2 separate regions of the Homo sapiens genome follow, and region 1 is linked to region 2. The links are chromatin loops, found by intact Hi-C in ENCODE. Cell type or tissue: natural killer cell. All regions are shown on one strand. Each heading gives the region's core, and the rest is flanking DNA. Links, peaks and the distances in the headings are about the cores only. Region 1 has its middle 16 kb from the start of CFAP54. Region 2 overlaps CDK17 (cyclin dependent kinase 17).

Region 1 (5,390 bases), core at 110-5,109, 130 kb before region 2:
GGGTCCCAGGCTGAAGGACCAAGCCATATCTGGGACATTGCCAGTCTCAGGGCAGAGGGGAGAAAATGATAGAGGAACAATTCAGGGCATCTTAAAGCTTTGTCTCCAAAGTGGCACCCAGCACTTGCACTCACATTTCATTTTCTAAATCAACTCAAATGTTCAAGGCTGCTCTCAGTGGGGCTGAGCAGTATAATCCCCCACAGGGAGAAGCACCTACTATTTTGAACAATAATACCATCTACCAGAGTATCTTAAATTTAACATCATTCAAAGTAACAAATATCTTTTTCCCAACTTACTCCTCTCTCCTTCTTTCTCGGTCTCTCAGCAAGTAACAGATGCCATTAGTGGAGGCTCCAGAATTTTCATACTAGAAGAGGGTTAAAAGCAATTAATGTCTTGCTAGAAGAGGGCTGTGGCAATTAGGTTAGAAGGAAGAGCTAGGAAACTAGTTTTGAAGCTGCATCTTGTTTTTTTGTTTGTTTGTTTTTAAGACAAAGTCTTGCACTGTTGCCCAGGCTGGAGTGCAGTGGCGCGATCTCCACTCATTGCAACCTCCGCCTCCCAGGTTCAAGCGATTCTCCTGCCTCACCCTCCTGAGTAGCTGGGATTACAGGCACCTGCCACCACTCCCCACTAATTTTTTGTATTTTTTTTAGTAGAGATGGGGTTTCACTATGTTGGCCAGGCTGGTCTTGAACTCCTGACCTCGTGATCCGCCCGCCTTGGCCTTATAAGCAAACACATTGTTTTCATTTAGATCGTATGATCATTTAAGTTGGCTTGATAGAGCTGATGGAAATTATGAAGTGGCCAATGTTCCCTCAACTCACCCCCTTGGCCCTTCACTGGATACCACCATTCAGTTACCCAAGCAAGAACAATGGTATCTTTGAATCCTCTTATTCCATTTCCAGTCCCAGTCTCTAGACCCGTACTTGTCCAATTCAACAGTCACTAGCTACCTGTGACTAATGAGCACTTGAAATGTGGCTTACCCACATTTAGATGTGCTATAAGTGTAAAATACACAACCGATTTTAAAGACTTTGTATAAAAACGACATGTATATCTTCATAAAATTTTATATTGATGACATATATATATATATATATATATATATATATATATATATATATTTTTTTTTTTTTTTTTTTTTTTGAGATGGAGTTTCGCTCTTGTTGCCCAGGCTGGAGTACAATGGCATGATCTCGGCTCACTGCAACCTCTGCCTCCCGGGTTCAAGCGATTCTCCTGACTCAGCCTCCCAATTAGCTGGGATTACAGGCATGTGCCACCACGCCCAGCTAAATTTTTTTGTATTTTTAATAGAGAGGGGTGTTTCTCCATGTTGGTCAGGTTGGTCTTGAACTCCCAACCTTCAGGTGATCCACCTGCCTCGGCCTCCCAAAGTGCTAAGATTACAGGCATGAGCCACTGCGCCTGGCCATATTGATGATATTTTTAAATGACAATATTTTGAGCATATTTGATTAAATAAATAAATTATTAAAATGAAGACTACTTCTTTTTACCTTTTTTAGGTGGCTACTAGACAATTTTAAATTACACACATGGCTCTCATTTTCGGCTTGCATTGTATTTCTATTGAACATTGCTACTCTAGGCTGTCTTTTCCTCTTCATCTCCACTGTCCCAGCCTTAACTTAGGCCTTCATCCTCTTTCAAAAGGTTTTTGGGAGGGTTTTGTGTTTTTGGTTTTGTTTTGGTTGGTTTTGGTTTTGATTTTGAGACAGGGTCTTGTTCTGCACCCGCGGCATAGTGCAGTGGCATGATCACAGATCACTGAAGCCTCAATCTCCCGGGTTAAAGCAATTCTCTCACCTCAGCCTTCCCAGTAGCTGGGACCACTGGCACGTGCCACCATGTCTGGCCTTCAGTGAGGTTTCTGCAAAAACCTCCTAATCACTTTTTCTGCCTCCAGTCTGGCCTCTCTCCAACCCATTCTTCAAAGTGGCCAGAATGATCTTTTTAAAATGCAAATCAAATCACGCAAACTCAACCAGTTTGACATCCTTTCATAGGTCTCCATTGCCTTTAATTTTGTATCTCCATACAGAAAGCCCTCCCTAATGATCTAGACACTGGTTTTCAACCTAGGGTCCTTCTAGCCCTGGAATACACCAAGACTTTCCAAATGTATGGGCATGTCTGATTTCAGGAGAGTCCATTTCCAGATCCTTGACTTTTGTATTCTCTGCATATTTATTTACCTTCGAAGGCACTTGCACTCAAAGTTCTCTTCTCTCCTTCCCTTCCACCATTGCTCTAATCTCCTAACAAAACAAAGGCATCTGGAATCTTACTATGAGTCATTGATGGAACAATTAAACAATTTATTTAAGCAAGGCACATTACAGCCTCCTTACACGTTGTAAGATGTATTGACAATATAATATTTATAATATGCTATACACTTATTTTAAAATATGCAATAAAATACAGAATTTGGGGAATATTTTTATGGGGCAAAGTAAACAAAAAGTTTGAAGACAACTATGTAGTTCATCTGTGATGACACCTCACCCACGCTACCCATACCACCACTAGCACCACCACCCCACAACGCTCACACCTTCCTATGTTCAGCTTGATTCTGGGGGCTCAGCCTATCAGCCAATCTCAGCCTGGTAGCCTCAGAACATTCTCCCTCACTCTTTCCCCAGTTCATTATCACTTCTTGTTTCTGCTTTTTTCATGGCATCATCAGAAGAGGTTACTTTTCAGTTTTGCTATGCAGGGAGTTCTTTGAATTTTCTCTTATTATGTGAACTTTGACTTTTATTGCACTTTATGAAATGACCTTGAAGGAAGATGCAGGTATTATTTATCTGTTCAACTTTCATTATCATTGGAGTACTCTTTGCCAAGACTTCTCTTTTTTCAGCAGTCAAAGAAAGCTGTTTGTTTTTCCCAAATTGGCATTATTTTTTTTTTTTTTTTTGAGATGGAGTCTGGTTCTGTCACCCAGGCTGGAATGCAGTGGCACCATCTCAGCTCAGGGCAACCTCCATCTCCTGGGTTCAAGCAATTCTCCTGCCTCAGACTCTCGAGTGGCTGAATACAGGTGCACACCACCACATGCGGCTAATTTTGTATTTTTTTTAGCAGAGACACAGTTTCACCATATTGTCCAGGCTGGTCTCAAACTCCTTACCTTAAGTGATGTGCCCACCTCAGCCTCCCAAAGTACTGGTATTACAGGCATAAGCCACCGCGCCCAGCCCCTACAATGTATTTTTTTTTCTTCTTTTTTTTGAGACAGTGTCTTGCTCTTGTCACTCAGGCTGGAGTGCAGTGGCACGATCTCGGCTCACTGCAACCTCTGCCTCCTGGGTTCAAGCGATTCTCCTGCCTCAGCCTCTTGAGTAGCTGGGATTACAGGCACCTGCCACCATGCCCAGCTAAGTTTTGTATTTTTAGTGGAGACGGGGTTTCATCATGTTGGCCAGGCTGGTCCCGAACTCCTGACCTCAGGTGACCCACTGGCTTCGGCCTCCCAAAGTGCTACAGGCATGAGCCACCACGCCCACATGATTAGTTTTAAGTGTTGCTGAAACATCTGTTTCACATAGTTATTACTCAGGATTTAAAACAAAAAACAAGAGACACCAAGATCTGTTAAATTCACGTAGTAAATAAACAGACATGTTTACCTTGTGCTGTTTAGATTGACAGCTGCTGCTTATTTGTTCCCTCATTGTGGTTGTTCTCTGCTGTCACTAAATTCACTGCCAAGGTCACTGTGGGAACAGTCACAGGGCATATAAAAGAGTGGTTAGGGATGTGGGCTCCAGGGCCAGAGTGTCTGATTTAGCGGCCTTGGTTGTGTAACCTGGAAAATTCATTGAACCTCTCCGTGCATCAGTTTTCCCATCTGTAAACCGGGGATAATAAGGACAGTAACTACCTCATAGAGTTGTTATGAGAGTTAAATTAATAAAACTATTGAAGTGCCTAAAATGGTGTCTGACGCAGAATATGCACTGAATAAATAACAACATTTTTTAAAAGTATGTGGGTCAATATCATATTTGACACAACTCTTAATGACTTCAGAATTCCCCTCATGATCCAGAATATTTTCAAGCTAACATATCAAACTTCTGGATTTTAACCAATAATCCATGTTTCTTGCATTGCTAAAGGATAAATAAAAATTGACACTAAATTCTTCAAACCCAGAAATTCCAAAAATTTTATGTCCTCAGGGACTCACTGTGTCCTGAAGTGCAAGGATGTGGACTATGGGCCCTGGACCAAATGATTAAGTTCAAATCTGACACCACAACATTGCTTGCTGTGGAACTCTGACCAAGTAACTTAACTGGCTATGCTTCAGTTGACTCATCAGTGAAATGGGGAGTGCTAGACATTTGCCTGTTTGCTTCCAAATCCATTCCTTCCCTACCCCTTCTCTGCTCTGTGTCACAGGGAACTTCATCTCTCATGCCCTTCCCAATCGGGTTCTAGTTTGATTTGGTCAATAAGAGGCACCGGTAAAAAATTTGAGAGTGAAAGAAAGAGAGAAGCCAGAGTGTTTGTCTCTATGTCCTCAATAGCTTAGGGCAGCAGCTCTAACAGCCTGATCCCTGTATGACTCCAGTTCCCACTGGCCAGGCTCTCTGTGATCATGGTTTGGATGAGCAACTCCTGGCCTCCCTTTGTCCCTCTGGCATGCCTTCCTGCTGTTATTAATGTCTAGGATGCCTCATTGTCCTCTATTTGGCTTTGCAGTCCTCCCATATAACTAATTACTCACATTAAATTCCTATTCTTGCTATTTAAAATAATTTATTGTGGAATTTTGCCTCCAGAAAGATGGAGTGGATATACTTTTCCCTATTCTTCCAACAAAGTACAGATAAACATCTTGGACAGTATGTGTAAAAAAGGGGCCAGGCACGGTGGCTCACACCTGTAATCCCAGCATTTTGGGAGGCCAAGGCAGGAGGATCACGACGTCATGAGTTCAAGACTACCCTGGCCAAGAGACCAGCCTGGTCAATATGGTGAAACCCCATCTCTACTAAAAATACAAAAATTAGCCAAGCTTGGTGGCAGGTGCCCGTAATCCCAGCTACTTGGGAGGCTGAGGCAGGAGAATTACTTGCACCTGGGAGGTGGAGGTTGCAGTGAGCCAAGATCTCACCATTGCACTCCAGCCTGGGCAATAGAGTGAGACTCCAACTCAAAAAAAAAAACAAAAAAAAAAACAACAAAAAGCAGACTCTGAAAGGAGGGACCCAAGCAACAAGATGGCAGTGAGTTTTCTTTTTGCTTCACATATTCCAGGTGGGGTGCTAGAGAAGCTGGCAACCTAGAAACTCCAATGGAAGCAAGAAGAAGAAAAAAAAATAAGGCAA
Region 2 (5,390 bases), core at 336-5,335:
CAATTTTTGTGTTTTTAGTAGAAATGGGATTTCACCATGTTGGCCAGGCTGGTCTTGAACTCCTGACCTCACACGATCCACCCACTTCCCAAAGTCCTGGGATTACAGGTATGAGCCACTGCACCCGGTCTCTTATAGACAGCATTTAGGTGGATTGGGTTTTTAAAAAATCCAGTCTGACAATCTCTGCCTTTTAATTGAAGAGTTTAATTCATTTACATTTAAAATACTGATAAGGAAGAACTAATTTTTCTAGTTAGCTATTGTTTTCTGTATGTCTTATTTGTTTCTAACTCCTTAATTTTTTTATTTTTGCCCTTTTATTGCACTTTGCTAATTTTTAAAATAGCATACCATTCTAATTCCTTTGTTTTTTTTCTTTTCTGTAATATTTTATAGTTAGTTTTTTAGTGGTTACCTTGAGGATTATAGTTAACATCTTAAAATGATAGTAACCTCATTTGAATAATACCAACTTAGTAGTATATAAATAGTCTGCTCCTGTATATCTCTGTCTCTTCCCTTTTATATTGTTATTGTCACAGATTACCTTTTTATATTTTATGTGCCCAGCAGCAGATTTATAATTTTTTTTACCTTTTAAGATAAATGCAAATCAAAATCACAATGAGATAACATCTCACACCAGTCGAATGGCGATTACTAAAATGTCAAGAAACAACAGATACTGGCAAGGTTGCGGAGAAATAGGGATGCTTTTACACTGTTGGTGGGAATGTAAATTAGTTCAACCATTGTGGAAGACAGTGTGGCGATTCCTCAAAGATTTAGAACCAGAAATACCATTTGACCAGCAATCCCATTACTGGGTATATACCCAAAGGAATATAAATCATTCTGTTACAAAGATACATGCATGTGTATGTTCATTGCAGCACTATTCACAACAGCAAAGACATGGAATCAACCCAAATGCCCATCATTGATAGACTGGATAAAGAAGATGTGGTACATGGACACCATGGAATACTATTCAGCCACAAAAAGGAATGAGATCATGTCCTTTGCAGGGACATGGTTAAGGCTGGAAACCATTATGCTCAGCAAACTAACACAGAAACAGAAAACCAAACACCTCATGTTCTGACTTATAAGTGGGAGGTGAACAGTGAGAACATATGGAAACAGGGAGGGAAACAACACTTAACTGAGGCCTGTCGGAGGAGGGCAGGGGTAGGGAGAGCATTAGGGAAAAGAGCTAATGCATGTTGGCCTTAATACCTAGGTGATGGGTTAAGTGCAGCACACCACCATGGCACATGTTTACCTATGTAACAAGCCTGCTCATCTTGCACATATACCCCAGAACTTCAAAAACAACAACAATAAAATAATTAAAAAAACAAGAAAAGCAAAAAGTTAAAAACCAAAAGTGCGTTAATACTCTCTTTTATAATTACCTGTGTAATTACCTTTACCAGTGTTATGTCTTACGTCCTTTCATTATAGCCTGAAGGTTTCCCTTTATCTTTCTTGTAGAGTAGGTCTACTGGTAACATACTTCCTTGGCTTTTATCTGGAAATTTCTCCTTCATTCTTAAAGGATAGTTTTGCTGAATATAAAATTCTTGGTTGACTTTTTGTTTTCTCTCTGGATTTAAAATATGCCGTTCCTATTGCTGCCTGGTCATCACAGTTTATGATGACACATCAGCTGTTAATCTTACTGAAGAGCCCATGTATATGTCTAGTTGCTTTTCTCTTGCTGCTTTCAAGATACTTTATTTGTCTTTGGGTTTCTACACTTTGGATATAATGTGTCTGAATATTGTATCTCCTTTGAATTTATTCTTGGATTTATTTGAAATTTTTGGATGTATGTATTCATGTCTTTCATCAGCTTTGAGAAGCTTTTCACCGTTATTTCTTCAAATATTTCCCCCTTTCTTTTATCTTTGGGGGCTCCTATGCTGTGTAGGTGGGTACACTTGATAGTGTCCCTGTCCGGTAGGTTCATCAGGCTCTATTCATTTTTCTTCATTCTTTTTTCTTTGTATCCCTAAGACTGGATAATTTTAATTGCCTTGTCTTCAAATTTGCTAATCATTTTTTCTGCCTGTTCAAATCTGTTGAACCACTCTAGTGAATTTTTAAATTGTAGTTATTGTAATTTTTAGCTTTGGAATTTTTGTTTGATTCCATTTTATAATTTCAGTCTCTTTACTGATATTCTTGTTTTGCTCATACATTGTTTTCCTGATTTCCTTCAGCTCTTTGAGTATATTTAGGACAGTTGATTTAACATTTTTGACTAGCAATTCCAAATTCTGTGCTGCTTCAGGTTTCTGTCAAATGCTTTTTTTCTTAATGGGCCATGCTTTCCTGTTTGTGTGCTTTGTGGTTATTTGTTGAGACCTAGCCACTGTAGTACAATGTGGTAACTGTGGTTATCAGATTCTCCCACTCATCAGGCCTTTCTTGGCTAGTTGAAGGCTGTTGTCATCCCTTTGTGACTTTCCAAAACCATTTTTGCAAACTGTGTATTTCTTGTGTGTATAGTCACTGAAGTTTCTATTACATTATCTCTGTAGTAAGTCAGTGACCTGACAATGATATAACAATATCTGGTTTAAAGAAGAAGGTGCTGTCTTATTAGATCTTCCAGTAGATGCAGGTGCGCCTCCCCTGCCCGGTAGCCCCAGAGGGCCTAAATAAAGGCAAGCATCTGCCTCTGTGCCTGTCTCTCAGTGATCTGCCAAACTGACCAAAATATTCAAACTTGAATTTTTGGAGGACAAAATTCTCCCACTGCCTGCTATGGCACTAATAAGTCGCTCCAGAGATGGGGGCTGCTATTCCTTACTGTTGTGGCAAAGCTGAGAAATGGGGAATGGTAGCTACTGGTTTGCCCATGTGAGTCAAGATCAGCAGCCTCTGCATGAAGCACTTTCCTGGTTGTTTTTAGTGTCTAATTAGGTTCCATACTTGGAAGATAGTTGATTCTTGTTGTTTTTCCAGTTTACTGGTTGTTTTTGGTACAAGAACCAAGCTCTAGAGCATTCTTCTCTGACATTTTACACCTCAAGTGTCATAATAAACTAATATTGTCTTTCTTATGGTATTTTTGAATGGAGGAAAATCTTTGGTACATTTCTTTTTTTCTAGTTTGTGTGTTTCACTATTCATACTATCAAAAGAAAAGAATCAGCCTCAGATTTGAACACATCAAGGATTAATTTTTTTTTTTAAGACAGAGTTTCTCTCTTGTTGGCCCAGGCTGGAGTGCAATGGCACAATCTTGGCTCACTGCAGTCTCTGCCTCCTGGGTTCAAGCGATTCTCCTGCGGCAGCCTCCCGAGTAGCTGGGATTACAGCATGCACCACCACACCCAGCTAATTTTATATTTTTAGTAGAGACGGGGTTTCTCCATGTTGATCAGGCGGTCTTGAACTCCCAACCTCAGGTGATCCGCCTGCCTTGGCCTCCCAAATTGCTGAGATTACAGTCGTGAGCCACCACACTTGGCCAAGGATTAAAAATTTTAAGTGTTTGTATAAAAAACCTATAGCATGATTGAAATTTTAATTCAGTGCTCTGTCAGTGTTTTGTACAATCACTTCATGGTTTTGTTTGTTTGTTTGTTTGTTTGACATGGCATCTTGCTCTGTCACCTGGGCTGGAGTGCAGTGGCATGATCTTAGCTCATTGCAACCTCCACCTCCCAGGTTCAAGCGATTCTTCTGCCTCAGCCTCCCAAGTAGCTGGGATTACAGGTGCACACCACCACGCCTGGCTAATTTTTGTATTTTACTTTGTGTTTTATGCAAATAACAACATTGTCTCTAATGAAAAAAGTTTAAGTTTTAAACACTGGTTATTCCTCATTCTGTATGATTAGCTTACATGTCCTAGAGTGTGTTGGGTATTTGTCATGGCTTAATTATTGTGGGGAAAATAACAGAATATTTGCTTACATGCCACTTAATGAGTTCACTTTTTTTACAGTAGTTTTTATTTATAGTCATCGTTGCTGAAAATGTTATGAAGAAATAAATCTGTCTTTATCTCTGTTTGATATTTCAGAAAGACTGACAAAAGCAACATTACGTGGAATAATCTTAGTTTCCCAATAAATCCTAGATTTTATTCTTCACAATACTTGATTTGTTCTACGTGTATGTTTTGCTTATTTACCTAAAGGAAAGTCATTTAGTCATTTAAAAACAATATTTAGCCTTTTCTTTAATATTTTGCAATTATTAACAAAAAATTGTTTTAAGAATATTTCAAAAACATAAACAGTGGATTGCCACTCTAATAAGTCCTTTTATATTAGAGTAGCTTGACTATAAGGTGAAATTGTATGCAAAGAGTTTCTTACTGCAAGTGCTGAGAAAACCACACTATAACACCATTTTTACAAGTAAAGACTCATACTAGAACATCTAGTTTGGGAGTATTTTTAGCTGTTATCTTCTTTTAAAACAGTGTATGGTATGCATATTTTTCTATTCCTAAGGCCCAAACTGAGTTGGCATTCTAGAATCATTATCTATATTCCTTAAGTAAATAGAATTCTTACCTTTCCTTAATTGTATAGCAGATAATCCAAGAACAAGTTTAGCCCAAGGCGAAGTAAGATAATTCATTATATTTGCATGTTCCTTTTATGTACTTATTGTTGATAACTGATTTTTGAACATTTTCAACTGTCTTTAAATGGAGAGTTATATGCTGTCATTCTGTAACCCTTTACTGCCCTTTTACCGTTTTAAATTTGATCTAAGTATTACAAAAAGCTAGAAGTGTTTTTGACATCTAGAAAAACATTAGTTTTGCAGTACACACACGTACATATATGAGACGTGTGTGTGTGTGTGTGTGTGTGTGTATGTATATGATAAGTGCTATGAGTAAAAACTAAGGATAGAGGAATAGAGTCAGAAAAGGGCCCTCTGAAGAATGACATTTACACTGAAATGTGAATATTTAGTCATTTACCATTAAGTCACACTGTTTAATCTATCTTAATATTCATAGAAACAATAGCGTAGGATGATGGCCTCCAGATTCATCCATTTATTCTAAGCAAACTAATGTAGGAACAGAAAACCAAATACTACATGTTCTCACTCATAAGTGGGAGCTAAGCAATGAGAACGCATGGACACAAAGAGGGGATCAACAGACACCGGGGCCTACTTGAGGGTGAAGATTGGAGGAGGGAGAGGATAAAAAAACTACCTATTGGGTACTATACGTACTACTTTGGTGACAGAATAATCTGCACAGCAAACCCCCATATATGCAGTTTACCTCTATAACAAACATGTTCATGTACTCCTGAGCATAAAAGTTAAAAAAAGAAATGATAGTGTAAAGATCTTCATAATCTCAAAAATTTTTATTAAACTGATAAAATATTTTA

What was found. Peaks named below come from ENCODE experiments on the same cell type or tissue, not always from the same donor. Only the 100,000 strongest peaks of a DNase experiment are listed, where the experiment ranks them.
Region 1: a loop joins it to region 2, with 2.1 times the contacts of the local background. A loop is called at or near these places in 2 of 110 quality-filtered maps.

The regions. Positions count from the first base shown.
Region 1 is chr12:96,470,808-96,476,197 of GRCh38, reverse strand. No RefSeq gene overlaps it. Among named protein-coding and RNA genes, the nearest start is that of CFAP54, 16 kb to the left of the region's middle. In natural killer cell, for the core only: no CTCF peak of the experiment used is centred there; a DNase peak (open chromatin) is centred at 2,607; H3K27ac peaks cover 2,361 bases.
Region 2 is chr12:96,340,782-96,346,171 of GRCh38, reverse strand. The region is part of intron 1 of CDK17 (cyclin dependent kinase 17); the gene reads left to right. Among named protein-coding and RNA genes, the nearest start is that of CDK17, 57 kb to the left of the region's middle. In natural killer cell, for the core only: no CTCF peak of the experiment used is centred there; a DNase peak (open chromatin) is centred at 2,401.